3 separate regions of the Mus musculus genome follow, and all the other regions are linked to region 1. The links are chromatin loops, found by intact Hi-C in ENCODE. Cell type or tissue: left cerebral cortex. All regions are shown on one strand.

Evidence for each region. A loop is a pair of places that touch in the nucleus more often than their neighbours do. Peaks named below come from ENCODE experiments on the same cell type or tissue, not always from the same donor. Only the 100,000 strongest peaks of a DNase experiment are listed, where the experiment ranks them.
Region 2: a loop joins it to region 1, with 2.8 times the contacts of the local background. A loop is called at or near these places in 18 of 42 quality-filtered maps.
Region 3: it touches region 1 in a loop (4-fold over the local background); 12 of 42 quality-filtered maps call a loop at or near these places.

The regions. Positions count from the first base shown.
Region 1 is chr2:119,966,633-119,974,632 of GRCm38, reverse strand. It overlaps Mga (MAX gene associated), which reads right to left. Exons shown (of 24, transcript NM_013720.2): 24 at 5,052-8,000. It overlaps Mapkbp1 (mitogen-activated protein kinase binding protein 1), which reads right to left and starts at 1,934. Exons shown (of 30, transcript NM_011941.3): 1 at 1,465-1,934. The coding sequence starts at 1,581. In left cerebral cortex, CTCF peaks have their summits at 542 (motif pointing right), 2,148 and 3,881 (motif pointing left); DNase peaks (open chromatin) are centred at 1,307, 2,231, 3,196, 3,847 and 1 more place; H3K4me3 peaks cover 2,528 bases; H3K27ac peaks cover 904 bases.
Region 2 is chr2:120,064,348-120,072,347 of GRCm38, reverse strand. It overlaps Sptbn5 (spectrin beta, non-erythrocytic 5), which reads left to right. Exons shown (of 67, transcript NM_001370938.1): 17 at 256-386; 18 at 611-850; 19 at 1,774-2,061; 20 at 2,960-3,200; 21 at 3,325-3,464; 22 at 3,604-3,703; 23 at 4,266-4,436; 24 at 4,737-4,901; 25 at 5,277-5,491; 26 at 5,783-5,969; 27 at 6,201-6,401; 28 at 6,615-6,731; 29 at 7,776-7,921. Gm52559 (a long non-coding RNA gene) reads right to left here. Exons shown (of 4, transcript XR_003954056.1): 2 at 3,913-4,033; 3 at 2,878-3,074; 4 at 1,381-2,047. Among named protein-coding and RNA genes, the nearest start is that of Gm52559, 18 kb to the right of the region's middle. In left cerebral cortex, CTCF peaks have their summits at 3,244 (motif pointing right) and 7,510; DNase peaks (open chromatin) are centred at 3,301, 5,932, 6,910, 7,478 and 2 more places; H3K27ac peaks cover 1,824 bases.
Region 3 is chr2:120,170,234-120,178,233 of GRCm38, reverse strand. It overlaps Pla2g4e (phospholipase A2, group IVE), which reads left to right. Exons shown (of 20, transcript NM_177845.4): 13 at 1,290-1,512; 14 at 3,867-3,981; 15 at 4,444-4,581; 16 at 6,409-6,516; 17 at 6,923-7,126. Among named protein-coding and RNA genes, the nearest start is that of Ehd4, 20 kb to the right of the region's middle. In left cerebral cortex, CTCF peaks have their summits at 845, 4,332 (motif pointing left) and 7,327 (motif pointing right); DNase peaks (open chromatin) are centred at 4,329 and 7,337.

The DNA of each region.
Region 1 (8,000 bases):
GCCACACAGAGTTACTATGTTTATGGGCTCCTAGGAAGACACAAAACCTAATCTGATCCTGTGGGAACAATGCTCAAGACTCCCTCAAGGGAAATCTTGTAAATAAATGTATTCTACTTTTGTATGCCCCAAATTGTGATGAGTCTCAAAACTGAATAAAATATGAGCTGGGCATGCCAGCAATCCCAGCACTCAGAAGGCTGTGGCACAAGTTTATAGTTCGAACCCATCCAGGACTGTGTAACAAGAGCCTGCCTTGAAACAAAACCAAACAAATAAAAAAAAAAGTATAAGGACCAAATCCCAGACATGTATAAGAATGGAAGATGGATGAACGTCTGCCCAGAAGAAGGATGCTGGCATACAATGCTCAGAATGAGCAGTGCCACAAGGACAGACCAGGAGAGCTGCCTTTCTGGCACACACACGTGGCTCCTTCATGTTATCACGAGAAACCAAGACGTTCCAGTTAAAGCAACTTAAGTATCTTTATTTATATTATATTATGGATATGATTGCTCTATCTGCATGTACACCTGCATGCCAGAAGAGGGAGGGCATCAGACCTCATTATAAATGGTTGTGAGCCACCATGTGGTTGCTGGGAATTGAACTCAGGACCTCTGGTAGAGCAGCCAATGCTCTTAACCACTGAGCCATCGCTCTAGCCCAGCAACTTAAGTATCTTAAAGAGATAAACCATTTTACATTTATTTCTTCCCCTGCATATGTGCATGCACATGTGGAGATCAGAGAACTACTTCCAGGAGTTGGTTTACTCCTTCCACCATGTGGGTCCGAGGAATCAAAATCAGATCAGGCTTGTTGGCAAAGGTCTCTACCAGTCCAATCTTGCCAGCCCAATCTTCTACATCTTTGAACATGACAGGGTATCACTATGTAGCCCTGGCTCCCCCTGGAAATTGTTATATAGACCAGGCTGAACTTGCCTCTGACTCCCTAGTGCTGGGATTACAGGCATGCATCACTAAGCTTGTCAAAAAATTGTTTTGCTCTCTTAGATGAAGTGTATTAGTATATTCTTTCTGTTGTACAGTCTGGCATTATAACCCCAACTGTTACACTAATACATTAGTCACAGCTAGGTCCTTTACAGAATATGTGATCTCACTGTACTCTTCTAAGAAGAGAAACTGAGTCATAAAATGTCAACTTGTTTCCCAAGCACACACTTAGTTTAAACTGAGGCCCTGTTAAACCCAGTTTGCCTTCCTATGCCCTTCTTCAAGCCATGGCTGCGTCTCAGCATGCCCACCCACGCCTGCTGTTCTTCCAACTTCAAATCAGGTCGTCAAAGATAAGCGTATATGATCTTTTAAAGCCAACAGAGAAATTTCATTCTTCCACCCCCTTCCTGCCCCTCAAGAAAGAGAAAGGTAAAAAAAAGGAACGAAGTGCAGGAGAGGACAGAGTAGGTAAGAGGTGGCTCCCAACAGGACTCACCTTGGAGCTGAGGTCCTCTCTCCGGTTTCCTGCTTTACTTCTGCGTAATTTGATGGATGGAGACCTCAGCAAGTTCTTGATACGGCTAGTAATGGTTGACCCTTCTCCAGCCATCATAACGAGGAGCCCCTAAGGACAGTCCCTGGCCTAGCCTTTGGACTTGTCTCAACAGCGGTACTGCCTTCTCGTTCAACACAGCCTTCGGATATGCACTTTCACTGGCCTGAGATGGCAGAAGCAACCTTATCATCACAGTAGGTGTCTTCTGCTTGTCACCAACTCTTACTCTGGGCATTGCCCTGCGCTTTCCCACTCCCCATCCCCACCCTAGCCTGCTAGATTTTTTTTTACAAGGGGAGGACGACCCCTGGAGTGAAGAAATGTCAGGCCCACACCTGCCAGAGGCGTTTAACTGAAGAATCGGATGAACTAGTGACCAGTCGGGCGCCGGTTACAGCCCAAGTGTTCCCATGGTAACTGAGGTGTCCAAGGGAGGAGGCCTCCGAAGCCACTGGGCAAGGGGCCGAAGCACCGAGCTGGCCGCCGGGCTCACGCTGGCCCGAGCCGATGCGAGAAGCTCCCTCCCGCACCCGAGTCTTGGGAGCTCCGTTTTAGCCCCCCACACCCACTGCCTACTTCAGAAACCCTACTACTCGTCAGCGCCCCCGTTCGCTGGGGCCCAGCTCACAGCGCCCTCCGGCATCGCGATCGACGGCTTCAGCTCTGCTGCCGCAGCCGCAGCAGTAGCTATGGTGGCACCAGCGGCTCAAAACGCGAACTAGAGCCTGGGCCGAGCTGCGCTGGGAGGGCGGGGCCTAGTAAAGGGGGTGCGGTCTGTGGCAGATTGGTTCCCGATTGGACGACTGATGCCTATGGGGGCGGAACCAAGGAATGAACCAAGAACGCAGAGGTCTCGGATTCTGCACAGTATAATTGTGGGTACCGCTCCTAAAGGAAGGTCAATGTAATATTGCTTTAGAATTGAGAGAACCTGGCCTTTTACGGTATTATCAGGCATGGTCCTCTTAGAGAACTTTGATAACCACGCCTCCAGGCCTAAGATTGATATTTGGTGGGCCTAGGAGATTACGGCTGAAATTTAATTCCTAACTCATAAAAAAAAAAAAAAAAAAAAAAAAAAAGGAGGGGGGGGGTTTGGGATGCTGCCAAAAGAACTCCTTTCCATTCCAAGTGCTGGGATTTAACGCAGTTGGAATCGTTTCTGATTCCGGCCAGCCTAACACAATGACTCACGCAGAGTAACTCAATTTACACACTTTTGAACTTAATCTATCAGTGATGGAAGACTCAAGCCTCAAAATAGAGCCTTAGGGTAGGTTGTGAACTGAAAAGGCACCCATGATATAATCCATCATTTCCTTAGCTGCCAACGTCCTTATAGCATTTAACAAGAAATACTGTTAACAGCATTAACAGTATTTTTGCTACTCCAGATCTTTTCTGTCTTTTCAAAAATTGCAAACACCCCTAGGGCTGACACCGATGTCAAAGTTTGCTGCTATCAGGTTTTGTTTGTTTTGTTTTGTTCTAGCTCATGGAGATAGGGGAAATACCACATACTCATGCTTCATAGATTTGTAAGTTGGCTAGAATTTTTCATCTAGCTACTACTTCAAGAAATTACCTTGGGGGTTGGGGAGCGCTGGACAGATGGATTGGTGATTAAGAGCGCTGGCTTCTTTTCATAAGACTCAGGTTTAATTTACCAGCACCCTTATGGCATATCACAACAGTTCCCAGGGATTTGTCTCCCTCTTTTGGCCTCCATCATAGGCACCAAGCAAAACACCCAAACACATAATTTCTTTAAATAAAATAAAACTGCCTTCTGAAAAGGCTAGCTTAAGCCAAAAGGCCTGTACCCAACTAGAACAGTACACTGACATGTCCCCCATTCCAGACCGTAGGAACTGCTGAGGAAAATGGTAGTTAGAGGGAAGGATCCTTAAAAAATGGTTTAGTGGCCGGGCGGTGGTGGGACATGCCTTTAATCCCAGCTCTTGGGAGGCAGAGGCAGGCGGATTTCTGAGTTCGAGGCCAGCCTGGTCTACAAAGTGAGTTCCAGGACAGCCAGGGATATACAGAGAAACCCTGTCTCGAAAAAACAAAAAACAAACAAAAAAGTTTAGTGGTACTTGCACAATCTGTGTTCAAACAGGAAGGTACCTGTGTACTATATAGCTACGTATTGGATACAAATGTCAACAGCAACTGGACGCCTAAAGCCACACATTATAGATTTTAGGAAACTAAAATGGTACTTCCAATTTTACCGCCTAGACCCGAAGACAAGAATGATCACCTCTAACTATATTAACTCGGCACCATTAATCATCTGCGATTTGACCTACTCACAAAGCTGCTGTACATTGCTAACAAATGCCACCACCTGGTGTTTTAATTTGTGTACTACAGGTCCTGCTCTTCTCTGACCGGGTTTATCATATTTTCTTTGGGCAATCTGTTTCACTTTTATGGGTTTGCAAAGTGTCCGTCCTTTCTCGCCCAAAGCTATTATGGCTTAGCTCCTTAAAGACACCTTCATTCCTGAAATATTTTCATCTGGTCTGATCTGCACAGGCAACTCTAAGCACTTGCTTTCCATATCTAAAGGTGAGACTCATTGAAGTTGAGAAAGTTTAATGAGGGAACAAAACTCTTGAAATTGGGTGTTTTCAAGCTAAGGTCAAAAAAAAAAAAAAAGATGCTAGTATGGGAATAGTGTTGTGCTTCATAGATTCCTCAAAACGTGTCCAAGTGCAATGTGAAGAGAAGCAATCTCTTTACTCCCAAATGTATCATCCTGCTCTCCAAACACAGCTGACCAAACACAGCATTCTGATTGTGTATGTCCAAACAAGTATGCATGGTTTTTATCAGATTCTAAAAATTCCAGATGCTTCAAAAATGCTATAGTGGTCTTGCTTAGAATTATTAGATTCGATTTTAAAATTCATCCTAGGTAAACAAGGTGCAGAGATCCTGGGAAACTAACATGTTAGAATAAACACTTGCTCATCAGTTCAAATATTTATTGAGCACCTATACATGCAAGGCACTGCGAGACAGCTGAGACCAATGAGTGCAGTTGGAAACAAAATGGATTTCAAGTCAATGCTTCCAAGGCCGATTTCCCATTGGTGGGGGGGGGGGGGAAGTCCATTTTATAAGTTTATAGTGACAGAATTTAATAGTTTAGGATGTCTCAAAATTTCCACCTTGTTTGGTTTAGCCTCCTAACCCATATCTTCGTAGCTGTCATTTAACACCATCTCTGTAAAGCAGTTTAAAATATGCTAAAATTATAGTTTTAAAAATTGTACATAGGAAAATAATTTTATTTCCAAGATGCATTTTAGCTCACTTTCATCATAAATAGGCAATAATTCTACCTACCTTAGCTTCACTATGAAGCTCTGGCTAGCCTCAAACTATGTAGACCAGGTCACCTTTGAACTTACCTGCCTCTGTTCTTCCCAATGCAGGAATTAAAGGCATAGAATCAAGTCTTTTTTCCTTGAGACAAGGTCTAACTATGTGGTTCTGGTCAGTTTTTTTGCTTTTTTGCGGCGGGGGGGTTGTACACATATTACCATGGTACAAGTTTTTTTTTTCCCTACTATATGGTTTCTGGGGATTGAACTTTGGTCATCAGTGTTGACAAGCACCTTTACAAGTCATCTTACCAACCCGAGCTTTAATTTTCTATGTACTAAAGTCATTGATAAATGAGTTAATTTCTGTGTACATGCAGGTGCATCTGCACTTGTATGTGGGTATGGAGACTAGAGGACCACTTCTAGCGAATTCTAATGAATGTCGCCAAGTTGTTGGGACAGGTCTCTTGTTGGCCTGAGCTAACCCATTAGGCTAGACTAGCTGGCCAGAGAATACCAAGAATCCTCCCTGTCTGCTCCTTTCCAGTGCTGAGATTACACAGCTGGCATTCATAGTTTCTAAGAATTCAACTTCAGTCATCACACTTGGGAGGGAAGGACTTTTAATTAGCAATGATACATTAAGTTATTAAAGGACCCTTAAAAGTGCTTTCTTCAAAAGCAACAATTCTGTGCAAACAGTTTATTCTGATCCTTTAAGTACCAGTGACTCTCCATGAAATAAGGATCTAAGCCGGGCGTGGTGGCGCACGCCTTTAATCCCAGCACTCGGGAGGCAGAGGCAGGCGGACTTCTGAGTTCGAGGCCAGCCTGGTCTACAGAGTGAGTTCCAGGACAGCCAGGGATATACAGAGAAACCCTGTCTCGAAAAACCAAAAAAAAAAAAAAAAAAAAGAAAGAAAGAAAGAAAGAAAAAAGAAAAAGAAATAAGGATATAAGCCTTTAAGTTCCTGAAAACAAGCTGCCTACACTGTCCATGGCTTAATTCTATTAGAGACAAGTGGCATTGCTACTTTGCAGACTTGTCTTCAAGATGCACTGATCACACAATTCCACTAGAAATAACTGGTACAGTCAGGAAAAATGTATGGAATTTTATAAAAAAAAATATAAAGATGGGCATATGCCTTCAATCCCTGCAGGCAGAGGGAGGTGGATCTTGGTGAGTTCAAGGCCAGTTTGGTCTCCACAGAATCCCAGGCCATAGGTTGCATAGTGAGACCATCTCAAAAAACAAACAAGTAAATGGATGTATAGATGTCTACTGTCTTTTCTGTTCAAAACATTTTCAAAACTGTAAAAAAGGCCTACTATTAATTTTATCCACAATTCTGGGGGCACAAAAAACTTTTATCATAAAAGTATATAAGGTAAACACTTTTAATGAAGTTTATACAACTAACTAAACTTGATCTGTCAACTCCCTTAAGTCAGGACAGTTCAATGTTTAAAAGACTTCCATAAGAAGACTCTGTTAAGTATGAAACCCCTTAACATCTTGTCTTAAGAAGACCAATGAAGCTGTCAAGATGGCTCAAGTAAGTTAAAGTGTTTGCTGTGATTGCTTGACAATGTGAGTTGGATCCCTGGTAGGAGAGAAGTAGAAGTAACTCCACAAAGTTGTCCTGTAAGCTCCATGTACACAACAAGGCACACACAGCCAATATATACACACAAATTTAAAAAGAACACCTATTGTCTCCAGACATAAGATTGTGTTTCTGTCCTGTTGTTCCCCAAGGCAGCAGATAAAGACAGTGGTATTATGAAACTATTCTCACTATGGAACAGCAAATATTTGCCATCAAATTGTACATAATCTTGAAGTTCCAATTGAGACATGCTACAAGGACTAGAATACCAAAGGTCTTCCCAAATGACAGATCGAAAGCTTTCCAGTCAAGAAGCTTCAGAAAAGATCTCTTCAATGGAACCCTCTCTCAAATATGTCTGAGGGCATAAAGAATTCTTCAACCAGGCACAAACCTCCCAACACCAAATTCTGCTTTAATTAGTATAATTGGTTTATTTCAGGTTCACATGTCTTGCCTTTCAACTGCCAAACTTCTGTTATTTCTAAAAAAATAATCACTTTCAAAAGCAGAAATTAAAGATATATATTTAATATATAAAAGAAAATGCTAAATCTGACATAATTATATCCTTAAAAACATTCCATGTATTTACAGGTGTATAAAAGGCGAGTTATTGGTCGACTGAGATCATGCTTCTTAGTCAGGGTGGAGCTTTTTCCAGGTTCCTCCAATGTTCTCACTTGAATTCACTTTTCATAATCATACATATAATTTTAATAGATCAGTTTCTCCTAATGAAATGCTAAAGGGTAGGAGTTTAGGGAGATTTTTTATTTTTGTCAAGACTACATGATTGTTCTAAAGACTAAACCCTCCTCAAATTCGGCCTGATAGCTCCTAAATTTGTCTTAAGAACAATGTATCTTGGGAGTTTGTAATGACATCTGCAGCTTTCCCTGAACCAAATCTCATCTCTATCTTTGTACATCTTTCATAAACACAGGCAAGTATCTTCCAATAAAGAATAAACCCTGACCTGTTTTTTTTCTATGCTTTTTCAAATTTAAAAAAAAAAGAAAGAAAGAAAGAAAGAAAGAAAAGGAAAGGAAAGGAAAGAAAAGAGAAAAAAGTATTCGGAAGCCACAATGGTCCATTGTTTCCTGAGGATTATTCACTCCCTTGTTTTGTTTCTTGTCTGACTCTCAAAACCCAAAAGGGCTCTGGGAAGCCAGAAGAACACTCGGGAAAGAAACAGGCAATAAGACCACTGGAAACTACTATACCTGGGCTAAAGAACTAGCGTCTCTGAGGACAGCTGCTAGCAAGGGCGACAGGTGCTGCACTCCTTGGCTAAGGCATTGGATAAAGTCAGTTGGGTAAAGGACAGAAGGGACAGAGGAGAAGCTGAGGAATACTGTTTTTACTTTATCAGCTTTTGTAGTAAACAGGAAAGGTTAAGTGCTGATGACCTGTCTAGAGCAAGCAGCGCAAAACCAATGAAAGATTTACTACCACTGCCATTTGCAGTGTAAGTTTTTCATCATTTCAATCTAGTGATTATCAGAGTTAATCTAAAAAGGAA
Region 2 (8,000 bases), 98 kb before region 1:
CCAGAGTTTCCACCACTGAGGCATTGCTTAACGGTTTTGTCCCAGCCACCATATTTATTTTGGTCCTCTCTGGGGAGGGTCCAAGGCTGTAGGTCTGACTCTGGGGGCTAGTGACTCAAAGTGAGCGGGATGTCTTAGAGCCAAGCATCCCAAGGTCCTTTGTCACCCAAAAGGGGTACGGAGAGAGAGAAGAGCCAGCCTTCCAGAGGTCTGGGTCCTCCTCTTCTTTCTCCCCCCTCTCCTCCTCTGCCTCAGAATGTTCTCATGACCTTGGCCACTGGAAAAGGCCACTGGGCAGAGGCCATCAACACTGCTGAACAACTGAAGCAGAGATGTCCAGGACACATCTCGAAAATCCAACAACAACAGGAGGACCTGAAGCAAAGGTGGTGACAATAAGGGATGGGGATGCAGGGTGGGACAGGACCTTGCTCGGTGCATCCTCAGGTGGAGAGGCTAGATGGTATCAGGCAGTGAGGAGAGAGCAGAGGGCCACCAGCCTGGAGGCTTCTGCCCTGGCAGGCCCAGTCTAAGGCCTCAGATAGGTGTGTGTCGCGGGGTAGATGGGAGGTGTTCCTGTGTTGGATACATCCCTGGATCCTCTGCTCAGGTGGCAGCAGCTGGAAGCCCTGAAGGAGGAGAAACTCCTGCAGCTGACACGTGGCATGGAGGTGTGCAGTCTTTTACAGGAGTCTGAACCCATACAAGCCCAACTGCTAAATGTGATAAGCAGGCTGGAGACTCTGGGAACAAGAAGCTCTGGGGACAGCCATCATACCCTACAGCAGACCCAGCAGAAGGTCCTGGTATTGGAGAAGAAGATCTCCTACCTCCAAAGAGCAACCATAGAGTATGGCCAGCTTTGGGGTGGTGATGGTGCCGGGGAAACAGTGAGAACAGAGGGAAGCTCTAATAAAATGAGGGGCAGAGGCTGGAGAGATGGCTCAGTGGTTAAGAGCACTGACTGCTCTTCCAGGGGTCCTGAGTTCAATTCCCAGCAACCACATGGTGGCTCACAACCATCTGTAATGGGATCTGATGCCCTCTTCTGGTGTGTCCGAAGACAGCTATAGTATACTCACATAAGATAAATAAATAAATCTTTAAAAAACTAAAATGAGGAAGGGCACAGGAACTGGGATGGGAGATGGCCAAGATAGGCTATTGAAAGGGTGTGGGCAGCCGCCAGAGACTGTTGATGTGAGAACGTGCTCTCATGACCCGGACCAGCAGGTCATTCTTCCCTAACAAGCCTCAAATGGGAGGGCCCAGGAGGTGAGATGATAAAGGAGACATAAAAGCCAGGGCTGGGCTTTGCACAAGCTTCCATGTGCCAAGCAGATTTATGAAGAAGTACAGTGTCTTATATGCTATGTGCAGGGGGAGAATGGCCAAGGTCTTTAGAAAGCTAAATCAGACAATGCTGGCAAGAGAACACAGGATACCCCAGACACTGCTCTCTTAGGACTGATAACCACAGCTTTTCAGAGGGGAAAGACAGGTTCCCAGGAACTGAAACCTTAACTCATTCAAGGCCCAGGCCCCAATCTGGACCTTGCAAGGTCTACCGCTGGGCAAGGACGCAACCTCTGTCCTTTCATTAGGACCCCTGAGAAAGCCTTGGATGGGGTCTGGCTTCTGACACTCAGAGAAAGGGAGAGCCTTATGCCTGTGCAACGTCTAGCTAGGGGAGGGGTGGACTTTCAGAGTTGTCACCACTTTCCCAAGAGACACAGGCCTGGGGCACTGACTGTTGCGGTTAAAATCCCGCAGGGTGATGGAGTCAGGCTCCCCAGAGAGCAGGCTGCTTTGGGAGCAGGTCCTGATGCTGCAGTCACTGCTAAAGCAAGCGCAAGGGCAGGTGGCCCGGCAGATCCAGGTCCAGACTGTGGCTCGGGTTCAGCGAGGCATCCTCCAGGAGAGCCAGAAGCTGCTGCTGTGGGCAGAGGACATCCAGGCTCAGCTGTGCAGCAAAGAGGAGCGGCAGGTTGAGGCTTCAGCCCTGCGGCCGCTGAGGAGGCATGGAACCCTACAGGAGGAGACCTGCCTGTGGGAAGAGAGGTCAGGACAGATCTGAGGTTTTCAAGTTCATAAAAGGAAGGCCAAAGCAATGTGGTTTCCAGGGTCATGAGTCAGACCGGTATCTAGCATAGTACAGCAGGCAGGTTTGCAGGAGATATCCAAGCCTGCGTCAGGCAACCTGCATACTTTAGGAAAGGCCTCCGGACACTGAGCTGCCAGAGAGGCTCTCAGTTCTAGCCCAGCTACCATCCTACAGGGAAGATGATAATGTCCCCCCAAGTCTAGCTTCCCATTCTGACCAGTACATTTACTGGCCTCCACAGTCAGAGGGCCCAGGACCCACCAGTGGACTAAGATGGCTACCCCCTCACTTCCTTCAGAAGTGATGTGCAGCTCTGTGAGCAAACACAGCCACCATGTACAACCCCCAGGCTCTGCCGTCTCCAAGGAGCCTGACGGGTATCAAGTGGGCCCTGAGAAACAAGCATCTGCCCCCCATCTGTCACATACACCGAGCCACTTTAGGATTGCAGCAGCTTAGAGGAAGTGCTGGCTTTTCCTGCCTCCCACGGCCATGCATGCCACCTGTTTCCAGAATGTGGGGGCAGCATCTATCCTAAAGGGCACCTGTTCTGCTGGGTCAAAGGGTCCAGCAACCCTGACAGCAGGCGTGTGTGGATTGAGGGATCTGAGCTGTGTTTGTCCCAGCATGCCACTAGCCATCTACTTAGGGAGGGTGTGACATGGGTCGTGAGCACTTTGCTGAGCCTGTTGCATTCCGTCTTATTCATAGGCCAGGGCACAGCTGTCCTAGAGAAAGTGAGCCGATAGGACTGGTCAGCCAGTTAGCCTCACTTCAGGGCTCTGCGATGAAGGACTGAAGCGGCCATGAGAAGGGATGGGTGTGGTTTGATGCTCTGTCTGTTGCTTTTCTCAGGCTGCAGCAGCTGGAGGCTCAGGGTCAGCCGGTGGCAGTCTCAGACTCTCCACAGTCCCAGGAGGTGGCCAGCGCTCTAAGGCTCCTAGGCCAGCACAGCCAGCAGCTGAAGGCTCTGTGGGAGCAGAGACAGCAGAAGTTTTGGGAGGGGCTGGAGCTGCAGGGGTTTGGCCAAGAAGTAGATGATTTCATGGCCACCTGTGCCAGCCATGAGGCCTTACTGCAGCTGGACAACCTTGGGGTAACGTTCGGGAAGTAGAAATGAAGTGTCACCCTACTGCCCCTAGAGGGAGCTGGGCCTCCTTGGGTCCAGAAGATGGGCAGGAAGGCCCTGAGGATGGGCTGACCTCAGGTCTCTGTACCAGGAGGACATAAGGGAGGCCCAGAGCCTGCTGCAGCAGCACCAGGGTTTGGGGTGGCTCCGCAGCACCCTGGGATCACGGGCAGAGGCCCTCCGTGCACGCGGTGAGAAGCTGCTTCTGAGCCATCCAGCTGCCGTGAGCAAGTGAGCCTGCTGCATCTCTTAGCGCCTGGGCGGGCCACTGCTGTCTAAGGCTGGGGGACTGGGGGCGCAGGGTTCGCTTGGGCTGGGGGAGGGGGGCACTCAGAGCAGAGAAGAGCCCTCTCCTCTTCCCACACTCCAGGATCAGAGAGCTGCTGCACAGTGCCCAGGCCCAGTGGACCAGGGTCCAAGAGAGGAGTGAGCAGAGAAGGGTCCAGCTGCTGGCTTCCCTCCAATTGCAGGTGACTGCCTGCTCTGCAGGAGACAGACATCCCCAGCAGCACTGAGGCAGTGTGATCCTGTTTACAGAGCTCTGTCCCCAGCCTTGAAGCACAGCTCTTGGCTGTTTCCATAAGGAAGCCACAGCTGTGGTCACTGTGCTCCTCAGAGAAGGGCTCCTTGACTAACACCTGCCCACCCCCCCACCACCCCCCTTTATCCTACTACATACCTGCCCTCATGGTCTGGCATGCCAGGGTTTTCATGGGTGAAGGGAAACAGCCTCAGACCTTAACACTGATGCGTGTTCAGGAGCTAGTGTGACTCTCTAGCCAGGCCAGGCCTTCAAGAACCTATTTAGATTAAGAGAGCCACACTCAATCTGGTGTCATCTGTCAGAGTAGCACCTGACCGGCATTTCTACTTTTTGGGCACAATATCCTTGCCCCATTTGGGGATCAGAACAATCCAAGCTCTACCCCCTTCCCCTGTACCCGAGAATTGGCTCTGGATCTCGTTTTCCCCACAGAGCCCTGTCCTTAGGTCCTGGGTTCTGAGACCCCCTCTCTCCTGGTTCTTGGGCAGGAATGGAAGCAGGCTGAAGAAGGCCTAATGCTGTGGATGGAGGAGAAGTGGCCCAGGGTGGCTGATGAGCGCTCCCAAGCAGGAAGCAACATTCTGCAGAAACTCAAGTGGCGCAAAATAACTAAGAGTGAGCTATTAGCCTCTCGGAGGTACATGGAAGAGCTACAGCAGGTGAGGATGCTGGACAGGGGTAAGGCCCTCTTGTCTTCAGATCCCCAACACATACTGCCCTGCCTATTTCTATGGAGCACAGTCACTGAAGGAAGGGTCCCCTCTGCCTCCTGCACTTAGCTGGGTGTCCCCCTAGATAGACACTCAAATCAGCTCCAAAAGCTGCCACCATTTCAGGCAGCTAGTGGAAAGCTGTTGTAGCCAGCAACCTGCCTCCTGCCCCCTGGGTACAGTAGGCTGTGGCTGGTGCTGTCCTAGCAGCTCATCAAAAAGTGGCCTGGACCTTTGTCTCCATTCCAGGCTGGGAAAGAACTGTTGCATAGCAACCCATATGCACAGGAGGACATACAGGACAGACTTCAAAGCCTTAATCACAAATGGGAAGAGTTGAACCACAAGATGGAAGATCGAGGGGATAGGCTGCCTCAGACCAGACAGCAGGACCAGCTCCTAGAACTAATACAGGTCCCTGGGGAATGTGGGGTGGGGGTGGGAACACAAGGAGGAAGGCCAGGATTTGGCTGGGACAGGATGGGATTGGGCAGAACAGAAAGGGCCGGAGAGACTGTCCTCATGAAGTCCTGTACAGAGCTCTGGCCAAGAGAAGGCTAAGGTGCAGTAGGCCACCACAGGAGTGGCTTTTGTGTGTCTAGAGTGTGATTATCACGACTCAAGTTGCCCAGAGAAGATGTATAATTGGTTTGCACACTAGCAGTTGGCAGGACCTGATGGCTCTGTGGTGAATCTGAGGCTGGGAACTCTGTAGACTCAGAGCCCCCGGCAGGGTTGCCTGCTGAGCTGCAGGGAAAGGTGAATACAGTCTCTTGTCACCTGCCCCAGGATGTCCAGGAGACAATGGAGCATCTGGAGGGAGCCCTGCAGAGCACAGAAACCGGGCAGGACCTGTGCTCCAGCCGGAGGCTGCAGAGACAGCATTGCAAGCTAGAGGACAAGAGCCAGGCACTGGCCAGCAAGATGGATGCCCTCATCTCTCAGACCCACAATGCATTCACTTCCTGGACCATCCTGGAGGAGAGCCAGAAGTGTCACCAGAGGTGGCTATGCCATCTTCACCCTCCACACACGCCTTGTGAACCTAAGGACTGAGTGGCACCTAGGGGACCTAGGCATCCACTCTCTCCCTTCTGAGTGGGAGTGCCAGGACAGAGTTAGGCGTCCTAAGCAGGACATTGCACCACGAAGGCCCAATGCTGCTTCTCTGTCTGCAGAGGTTTCCCTCTGTTCCCCGGCCTTGTTCCTCATGGGTCCCTGGTGGGGATAAGGAAAAGACCATGACCTGGTCTTGGCTCCTTCTCCATCCTATTTATCTTCTCTCCTTCTACCAGGTTCAAGTCCCTGCAGAGCAAGCTAGCCACCCAACACCAGCAACTGCAGGCCTCAGTTGAGCTGTATGAATTTAATCTCCTTAGCAACCTGGAGCTCACATGGGCAGCTGAGCACATGCCCAATGCCGCTCTCAACTGCCCTGCCCAGTGCTGGCATGATGCCCACAGCCTTCAACGAAAGCACAAGGTAGTAGCACCATGTATATTCTGCCACGCCCCCAACATCTCATTCCCTGACCTTTGAAGACCCCTGCCACCACTCAGGGTGTCCTGGCCTCTAAATTGTTCTCCTTGGGTGTCCTGATTTCCAAATCCACTTTTCTCCAGGTATCCTTATTGTAGTGATCTAGAACTAGAGACACTCTGTGGTCCTAATCTGGACATCTGTGGCTAAGAGACTCCCATTGTTCTGTGGCAGATGCTCCAGGCTGAGGTGAAAGGTCATGTAAGGCACATGTACAGGGTGCTAAGTTCTGGTCAGCGTCTAGCAGCCTCTGGGCACCCTCGAGCTCAGCATATCGTGGAACAGTGCCAGAAGCTAGAAAGCCACTGGGCAGGACTGGAGCAGGCGTGTGAAGAACGTGCACACTGCCTGCAACAGGCTGTCACTGTCCAGCAGGTAGGAGATCAAGAGGATGGAGTCTGCAGAATAGCGGACCAGCTATGGGAGAGAGGGCTCGTGGGAACTTCAGGGAGGGAGGCCTGTGATGGAAGCCCTGGGCTAAGACTCCCATAAGTGCCCAGAGGCTTCTCGCAGGCTGCTGGTCACCAGGATGGGCGATGAAGGGTCCCAGGTAAGATCAACAGGGCAAGTCACTGTCATTCATCGCAGTACTTTCTGAACGTGTCAGAGATGGAGACCTGGGTGGAGGAAAAGCGGCCTCTGGCAAGCAGTCAGGACTACGGCAGTAATGAGGAAGCTACCAGTGGGCTCATTAGGAAACACCAGGTACTGTGTCCTGATCATCTCCACACGGGTGACAGTGGGCCAGGAGGAGGTCTGCGACACTCTGAAGGGCACATTCTACGTCTTGAAACACAGAACCCTGCTCTTTCCTTCTTATCCCCATCCGCCACCCACCCAATTCCCGATTCGCCCTCCTCCCTGAACACCTGCTGCCAGTACAGCCCAGCCTTGTGACTCAGGAGTGTATCACCATCTGGAGCCTGATTCGCATTCGTGTCTCTATGAAGACTTGGGGTGCCTCTGTCTCTTCGTTTCATCTCTTCTGAGCCCTTTCCTACTCCTCAGTCACGTGCTCCAGGCCACCCCATGTCCTTCATAGGTGTCCTTCTCTGAGGCTCTAAACCTCATCCATTCTGTTAACCCAATTGCCATCCTAAAACCCACCCCCTCCCACACGCTTCCCTGGTAAGGAGGAGGGAGGGAGGAAGGCCAGAGCACACTCCTAGAACCAACAGGCTCCACAGCCTCTGCTCCGGGTGTTCCTGCCTCTTGTCATGGAAATCTCCTGGATATGTTCCTGTGTGCCTCAGTGGTCACTGTTTTGGGGTGTCTTGTGGCTGGGGACTTTCAGTGAGCTATTCCCAGGGGGGGGGTATGTCTGCAGGCTTGGCCAAATGCAGCTTCCGTGTGCCGGGCATGCAGACAGGCTTGCTCAGCTTAGTCCATCTTTACATGTTGTGTTGGGGTCCAACATGATGCCTCCTGAACCTCCCCATCCTTGTCCCAAGCTTCCCGCCATTGACTATTTCCTGCTAAGTAGTGAGACCCCTAGGGGTGGAGAGCATATCTTCATTTTGTAAAACAGTAAACCTAAGTGGGTAATGGGCGGATGGGTGAAGCTAAGTGGATGAACACGGATGAGTGGGTAGATGGAGGAGTACACTGGTAACTGAATGAGTGGAGAGGTAGAGAGATAAGCCTGGGAGTTGTTGAATGAACACTTTGGGGGGATGAATGCGTAGGTTGTGTTGGGGGTAGATGTGAGAGAGATGAAGGACCACCCTGCCTGTGTTCTGACCCTGGCAGATGCTCCAGCAGGAGGTAGCTCTTTATTGGAGCTCCATGGAAGATCTCGAGCAGAGGTTCCAGACCCTTGCTGAATTTGAGGCCCCTGAGCGGTTGGGTGTGGTACGGGAGAAGTTGCAGGCACTACGGAAGCTGGCAGACGAACGGTGAGAGACATTGTGGACCCCTCATCAGTGGGTACAGGGACCCTAACCACAGCTGACTGTTCCCTGCCATGGCCCTATG
Region 3 (8,000 bases), 200 kb before region 1:
TGGGGCAAGCAGGAGACAGAGAGGACCTCAGGCCCAGCCTTGCTGCCTCCATTCACCACAGTCCACATAAAAGGTTTTTTTGTTTTGTTTTGGTTTGGTTTGGTTTGGTTTGGTTTTTGGTTTTTCGAGACAGGGTTTCTCTGTATAGCCCTGGCTGTCCTGGAACTCACTCTGTAGACCAGGGTGGCCTCGAACTCAGAAATCCGCCTGCCTCTGCCTCCGGAGTGCTGGGATTAAAGGCGTGCGCGCCACCACGCCCGGCTCACATAAAAGTTAAGGAGGAAAAGAGGGGGTGGAGAATGAGAAAGAAGGGGAAGGAGAAGAGGCAGAGGAGGAGCAACGAGATGAAACAAACCTTTTCAATACTTACTTTAAGTATGTGAGTGTTTTGCCTGCATGTATTTCTGTGCAGCATGTGCATGCCTGGTGCTTGCAGAGGCCAGAAGAGGGTGTTGGATCCCCTAGATCTGGAGTTAATGATAGTTGTAAGCTGTTATGTAGGTACTAGAAGTTGAATCTGGGTCCTCTGGAAGAGCAGCTCTGGGCTCCAGGAAGTGAAGCTTGAATTAGTGTCCTAGTCCGGAATCAGCCAATCCAGGAATCAGATGTTCCCATCCCTACCTCTTCACAGCTCTGGTGCTTCACACAATGCTAGCTTTTATGATTTTTTAATTTTTTTTTACAAGAACTGTATGAGCTGGGTACACCAATCACAATTCTTTGCCACTTCAGTTAGGGACACTGAGGCAAAGAGTGGCTAAGTAGCTTCCCCAAGATCACATAGCAAGTGAGTGGTAGAGCTTGGTTTTGAACCCAGGAAGATCTGAGCCCAGAAATCTTTTTTTTTTTTTAAGATTTATTTATTATTATATCTAAGTACACTGTAGCTGTCTTCAGATGCACCAGAACCAGAAGAGGGCATCAGATCTCATTCTGGGTGGTTGTGAGCTACCATGTGGTTGCTGGGATTTGAACTCAGGACCTTCAGAAGAGCAGTCGGTGCTCTTAACCACTGAGCCATCTCTCCAGCCCTGAGCCCAGAATTCTTATCTCAACTATCGTGATACACCCAACATACAACATGCATTCAAGAGAGGGAAACGGTCAGTTACGAGGTGCAGTGTTTGCTTGTCTCTTGCCACAGGCCTCCCTCATTCCCTCTCCTCTGGGCTCTTCTCCTGCCAGGTTTGGGACTCCCCATGATCTCATGATCTGCCCATCTTCTGTCCCATCTGGACATAGAGTTGCTCAGACCAGGTCTAGGGTCATCTGTGCTTGTCTCTCACCAGGACTATGGCTACCTTGTACAGTGATCCTGAGTGGTCCTCCAAAAACCTGGAGACTGTTGTCTTTGAGGCCCGGAGACATGTTGTCAAAGACAAGATGCCTGCCCTGTTCCCAGATCAGCTCTACAAATGGCGAGAGGACCTCCAAAAGCATAGCCAGGAGGGCTATAAGACCACGTTTACAGACTTTTGGGGCAAGCTGATCGAGTACAGTCTGGGAGATAAAGTGAGTGTTCAAGTCTTTCCTGGGTCCCACCTGCCTAGACTGGTATCAAATCATAGTCTTTCCTCCTCTGAGCCTCTATGGCCAAAAACATTAGGTTAGACCTGCAGGTGCACCATCATGCTGGAAGAATCATGGGGTGTCCAAACACATATTGGGGTGATAAAGATGGTGAGGTCATCTTTCACATCCCTTTCAGAGAACTAAGACCCCATGTTGGGCGAGCCTGGGTGCTCCCCTGCATACACGAAGCGTATTTTCTGAAAGCCATTCCAAAGCATCCACAGGAGAAAATGGGAAAGGAGCTGAGCAGAGCTAGAGAGCTGTTAATCATGCTTTCAGTCTGACCCCACAAAGACAAGGAAAAACCAAACAGAAGCATGTAAGTGTTGTGTGGCCTGGAAAGACTCACAGCAAGACCCTTGTGTTAAGTTCCTGATCCAGCAAGAGACCCTTCCTCAACAAACAAAGTAAGAAGCAATTGAAGAAGACAGCTGATGTCAACCTTGGAATCTATACACACATACACACATATACACACACATACATACACATGTACACACACATACACCCACATACACACACATACATACATATATACATACATACACACTTGCATACACCATCATGCATGCAAACACACATTAAGTATATGTGTGCATACCACACATATAAACACATGAAACACATAAAAAGAAAAGGAAATGAGGCATTTTGAGCAGTCAACAATAAGTTGACTCTTATTTTTTGTTGTTGTTCTGAGATAAAGTCTCACATTGTATAGCCCAGGCTAGCCTGGGACTCACATAGTTGGAGCTGGCTTTGAACTTGTAGTTATTCTCTTGCTTCCTCCTTCCAAGTGCTGGGATTACCTGAATGTGCCACCAAACTGGGCTAGCTCTCATCTGTAATATTTACTTATTCCTCTTTCATTTTTTTTAGGTGAAAGATAATTATTTAGATTTATTTTATGTGTATGATTGTTTCACCTCCGTGTGTGTATGTGTGTGTGTGTGTGGGGTGTCTGTGGGGGGTGGGGGGGGTTGTACCACGTGTGCCCACAGAGGTCAGAAGAGGGCCTTGGATCCATCTGCCTCTGTCTCCCACATGATGGGATTAAAAGCATGCAATATCACAACGGGCATCAAAACAATTTGTAGCAATAATAATCGATAGTAGCCCACATGATGAGGAGAAAACACGACAGCTTTCTAGGCAGAGAGTCTGAGTGTTCTGAGGCTCTCGTGCAATGAAGAACTGGGCTAGGAGGAGAGAGGCACGGCTAGGAGGAGGCCTCTGCTCTTCCACTCTGGCTGCAGCAGGAACCCACTGCCCTCCAGTACTCCTGACCCAACTGGGCTCTTCCCTGAGTCTGTGGCTTTACTTTTAGGACATTTAATCCTATATTGTTCAGATCTCTGGGTCCACGTGTGATAAGTACCCTATTTTGCTTCAGAGAAGGGCTAAGAGTTGTTGGCCAGCACAAGTGTTTGCCATTCCACCCAGGGTCCGGAGTCTTTATGCACAGGGTAACCACAGATAGTCAGAGCTTGGGTCCCTAGTACCTCAGCTTTGCCTCATTTGTGCTGCCTGATTCACTTTGGGACACAGTGGCCCAGGTGTCAGGATTTGCCTTAATGACACACAGAACTCTTGGGACTTGGGGTTTACCTAGACTGTCACCTACTTTCAGGTTTTTAAGCCTCTAGTTAGGAAGGAGGAAAGGAAGAAAGGAGGGAGGGAGGGAGAGGGAGGGAGGGAGAAAGGAAGGAAAAAAAGGAGGAAAGGAAGGAGGGAGGGAGGGAGAAAGGAAGGAAAGAAGAAAGGAGGGAGAGAGGGAAGGAAGGTAGGAAGGAAAGAAGGAAGGAAGGAAGGTAGGAAGGAAGGAAGGAAGGTAGGAAGGAAGGAAGGAAGAAATAAGGAGGGAGGGACAGGGGAAAGAGATTTTCCTCTTAAATTTTGAGAGAACCCAACACACCAAAATAATAAGACAAAATTTCCTGGTGCCACTCAGGTTCAGTAGTGAATGGGAAATAATAGCACTAAGAAGGAACCATGGTGCCCTTTCTGACCTCCACCAGATCCTCTAGCTCCTGAGACACGAGAACCCTGAGACCCCAGGAGACAGCCTTAAATTACAGAGCCAGCCCCACCCTACTTAGCTGCCAGGCAGCCTAAGAAGAAGCTATGCATTCTCCAAATGCATTTAAGAGTTGACAGCTCCAGTCGGCTGCAGCCAATACAAGTCACCTGGGGGCATCTGGAGCCTGGAAATAGCTGTTAAGGGTTCCGATTGTTCTCTTGTTCTTCACTGACTTAGTGTCAGCAACCTCCGCTAAGCATTGGTGTCCCTACAGAAAAACGAATGCAAGCTGTCAGATCAGCGAGCTGCTCTGTGCAGGGGACAGAACCCTCTGCCCATCTACCTCACCATCAATGTCAAGGATGATGTAAGCAACCAGGATTTCAGAGGTAACGCTGCTGGCTAGTGACTTAGATGGGGTCCCTTCTTGGCGGGTACAACACACCCTTTACCAATCTCCACATCAATAAACAGTGCCCCACAGCTGAAGAAATCTCCCTCATAAGTGGAGCCGATCAGGCAGTGTCTCCTAACGTTCCGGGGCTTATCTAAAGAGTCAGTGAGAAATGAAGACGGTGAAAAATGAAACTCTAAGATTTTCTCAGGCTGCTCAAAAGGGGAACGTAGAAGGGTCCATTTTTGCCCCTGTTTATCCAACTTCAGGGAGCAAAAGTTGAGCCCAGCGATTTGTAGAGTTGTTTTGTCCTGCAGCAAGTGCCCCCTTGTGTAACAAAGGGGAACTGCAACTTGCAATCGCAAGCTCCCCATGGCCCTGGAGCCACTGGGGGGCTGGAGGGAAGGCTGTGTGGATGACTCCCCAACCTGAGACTAATGTTGTTCCCTGTGTACAGAATGGTTCGAGTTCTCCCCCTACGAGGTGGGCATGCAGAAGTACGGAGCCTTCATCCCCAGCGAGTTATTTGGCTCCGAGTTCTTCATGGGGCGGCTGATGAAGAGGATTCCTGAGCCGGAGATGTGCTACATGCTAGGTGACTCCCTAAGATACTCAGCCCCAGAGAGGGCCAGGCCTGCCTTTGACTAACAGATAACAGGGAGAATCCGGGCCCATTGCTGGTCGCCTTGCTTAGCCTTGAGCTCTTGAACTTTCTGGATTTGCTGCTTTGCATGAAACCAGGAGGAGCTCCTGAATCTACTTCCAGATCGCAACTGCTCTAATCTTCCCAAAGCCTGTTAGGCCCAGGGAGACTTCAGTAAAGGGAGGATCCCAGCACCCTGGGCTCCTGTGGTCTATTTGAGGTTTACTCAGAAGATCTTGCATGGAAGATCTGAGATATGGAAAGCTGAGATAGGAAAAAAAGATTTTTAAAAAGATATTTGTGGCTGGGATTTGAACTCAGGACCTCTATCTAGAAGAGCAGTCAGTGCTCTTGACCACTGAGCCATCTCTCCAGCCCCATGAGAGAGAAGATTAGCACCCCAACTTTCTCCCTGCCTGGCTCCAGGCAGCAGTGGGTCTGCTTGCAGGAAAGACACAGCATCTCAGATCCCAGGCAGAGAAGACCCCCAACAGAAAGGACAGAGCCACTGGTTGGGGAAGCCTAGCCAGCTCCCTGTTCCTTGCTCTTTGGTTCCTCAGAAGCCAAGGTCACTGAGTACAGGGTCCACGGACTGTGACAGCCAATCTTTGTCCTTTGCTTCAGAGTCTCATCTGCAAAAAGTGACCTCAGAAAATAAGCCTATCATTACAGCTTCAAGGGCTGCTGTTTAAACTTCTTTTTTTGTTTGTTTGTTTTGTTGTTGTTTTTGGAGACAGGGTTTCTCTGTATACTGACAGACTGACAGGACAGCTCTGGCTGTCCTGGAACTCACTTTGTAGACCAGGCTGGCCTCGAACTCAGAAATCCGCCTGCCTTTGCCTCCCGAGGGCCGGGATCAAAGGCATGCGCCACCACCCGGCTTGAACTTCTTTTATTTAAACAGGATGTCTATCGACTTACTCCAGAGCAACCCATTTCAGAAAATCTAACTCAAGGCTCATTTCTTCTACGAACTCCACACTGCAGCTCACAACCCACAGTTCCTTCTTCCCTGAGACTTGGTCCCATATGCTTCTCAAACCTGTAGATCAGTTTGATCTGGTTCTTCACATGTTAGCTGCACAGAGGTTGTCTATTACCTAATTTCTCTGGACCTGTTTTCTCATCTCCATGTAAGATGAGAAATTAAATTAAGTTAAGAATATAATCATTAGTATTTGCTTGTTGGCGATAGGGTCTCACTCTGTAGCCCAGGTGGGCCTGGAACTTATTTTATAAATATCCTAGGCTAGTTTCAAATTCATGTCAGTCCTCTTGCTTCAACCTCCCTACTGGGACTACAGATGTGAGTTCCTATATCTGGCTTTATTATTATTATTATTATTGAAATTTTAATGTATCTTTATAATATTACTATATAAATTTTACATTAAAAGTAAGATCCAGCCTTATGTGTATCAAGGCTTACTGTATACCAGATACTGTCTTAATGCTTTCTTCATGTAGACTGATGCAAGATCAGAGCAGGGCCTGAACTTAAAGCCTACACTTTCAGCTGTCATTCCCCGACATAGCTATGCCTTAAGCACTCCCTGCTCCCTGCACTGAGGGAAGGGAGAAAAAGAGCTGAGCATTGGTACCGTCAGTCTGCATAGAACTGTCCTGTGGGAGACAGAAATCCAAGTCGGCCCTGCCCTGCCCCACCCTCCAAATAGCCTGGCCTAGAGTAGGCATGGGGATAAGGCCGAACCAGTGAGAGTTGGGGTGGGCAGGCAGGGAGTCTGGGGACAGTTGCTCATGACCTCTCTGCTTCTCTAGGGTTGTGGAGTAGCATCTTTTCCCTGAACCTGCTTGATGCCTGGAATTTGTCTCACACCTCAGAGGAGTTTTTCTATAGGTGGACAAGGGAGAGACTGCATGACATCGGTGGGTGACACCCTAGTTCCCCTCTTGGGTAGTGAATATACTGGGTATGGGTCATGAAGCAAGGACTGATTGCCTGTCAGGGTTTCCACATCACCCCAGACATGGGAAGGCAGTTTGCCTAGAGCATCACTGGGGGCAGGGCGGTTGTAGGCGGTACTCATGCTGAGGCCAGAAGGATGCTTCTGATATCCAGAGAGCTGATAAGCCTAGGGAATCTGTGAGCACAGAGAAAAACCAAACTTCTGGGCTCGCCATCCTCGCCGGGGCCTTCCTACCTTCTCTTTCTCCTTTTCTATACCCTCCATATCCTCCACCCTTGTCTCATAAAATGGATCGCTCTCTGGGGTCAAGCAACCAGGTACTACCCCAGCTTTTGTAACCTGCCCTCTATCCCTTCTCCCTACAGAAGATGATCCCATCCTGCCTGAAATCCCTAGGTGTGACGATAACCCCCTAGAGACCACAGTAGTGATCCCAACGACATGGCTGTCCAACACCTTCCGAGAAATCCTCACACGCAGGCCCTTCGTGTCTGAGTTCCACAACTTCCTGTACGGGATGCAGCTGCATACTGACTACTTACAGAACAGGCAGTTCTCTATGTGGAAAGGTACCACAACCTGGGCTGGCAAAGTTGGGAGGAAGGAAAAGCAAGCATGGATGTGGCCATAGAGGAAGATGGTCTCCTCTGGTCATGTTAATGGGCAGAACACAGCCAGCTTGGGTAAGGGAGGTGGCGAGGAGGGGAGTGGGGCAGGGCATGACACTCTATTTATGACTGAGAGCTTGAATGAATATGGCTTTGCCAGCAGGGGGCAATATAGGCATTAATTAGTTAATTGACTGTGACCACAGAATCTTCCTAGCAGTTCCAGCTTCAGAAGTTGGCCCAGTTGTACAAATGGAAAAATATGGACTTTTTTAGCAATATCTTTTGGGAGCACCTTTGACTGTGAGTGGTGCCCCCATTGCAGTTGAGGACACACAACCCAGCTCAGTCTCACAGCCCCAGGCCTTAGGCCACACTCTCATAGCTGGGATTCTGTATGCCTCCTTGAAAAGGCTTTAGGGACTAGGGCTAACATTCGTCCTATCCCACCATATGGCAATCTTCTCTGTTGTTTTATTTGTCCACAGCCTGCAAATTCCCTTCAGCATGGACTGTTATTTTGTCCTTGCTTTCTGGTGACAACGGGGCTGATAACTCTGGGTCCGTGGGTATCCATAGTTTATAAGATGCCCTTAAGCCCTTTCTTCACCACTAGGTCTATGGATGGGTCACAGTGGGTTTGTGTGCATAACCCATAGAAGACTTGCTAAAGCTTCAAGAGCATGCTGGTGTCCACTAGCCTACACAGAAAAGTAGGACTCAGTGCCCTAGGGAGTATGTGGGAGGCTAGAGGCCGGGGCTGAAGAGAGAAAGTTCCAGGGAGGGCACTCAGTACATACCAGGGCCTTCACCTCACCCACAGCTGACATCAGGT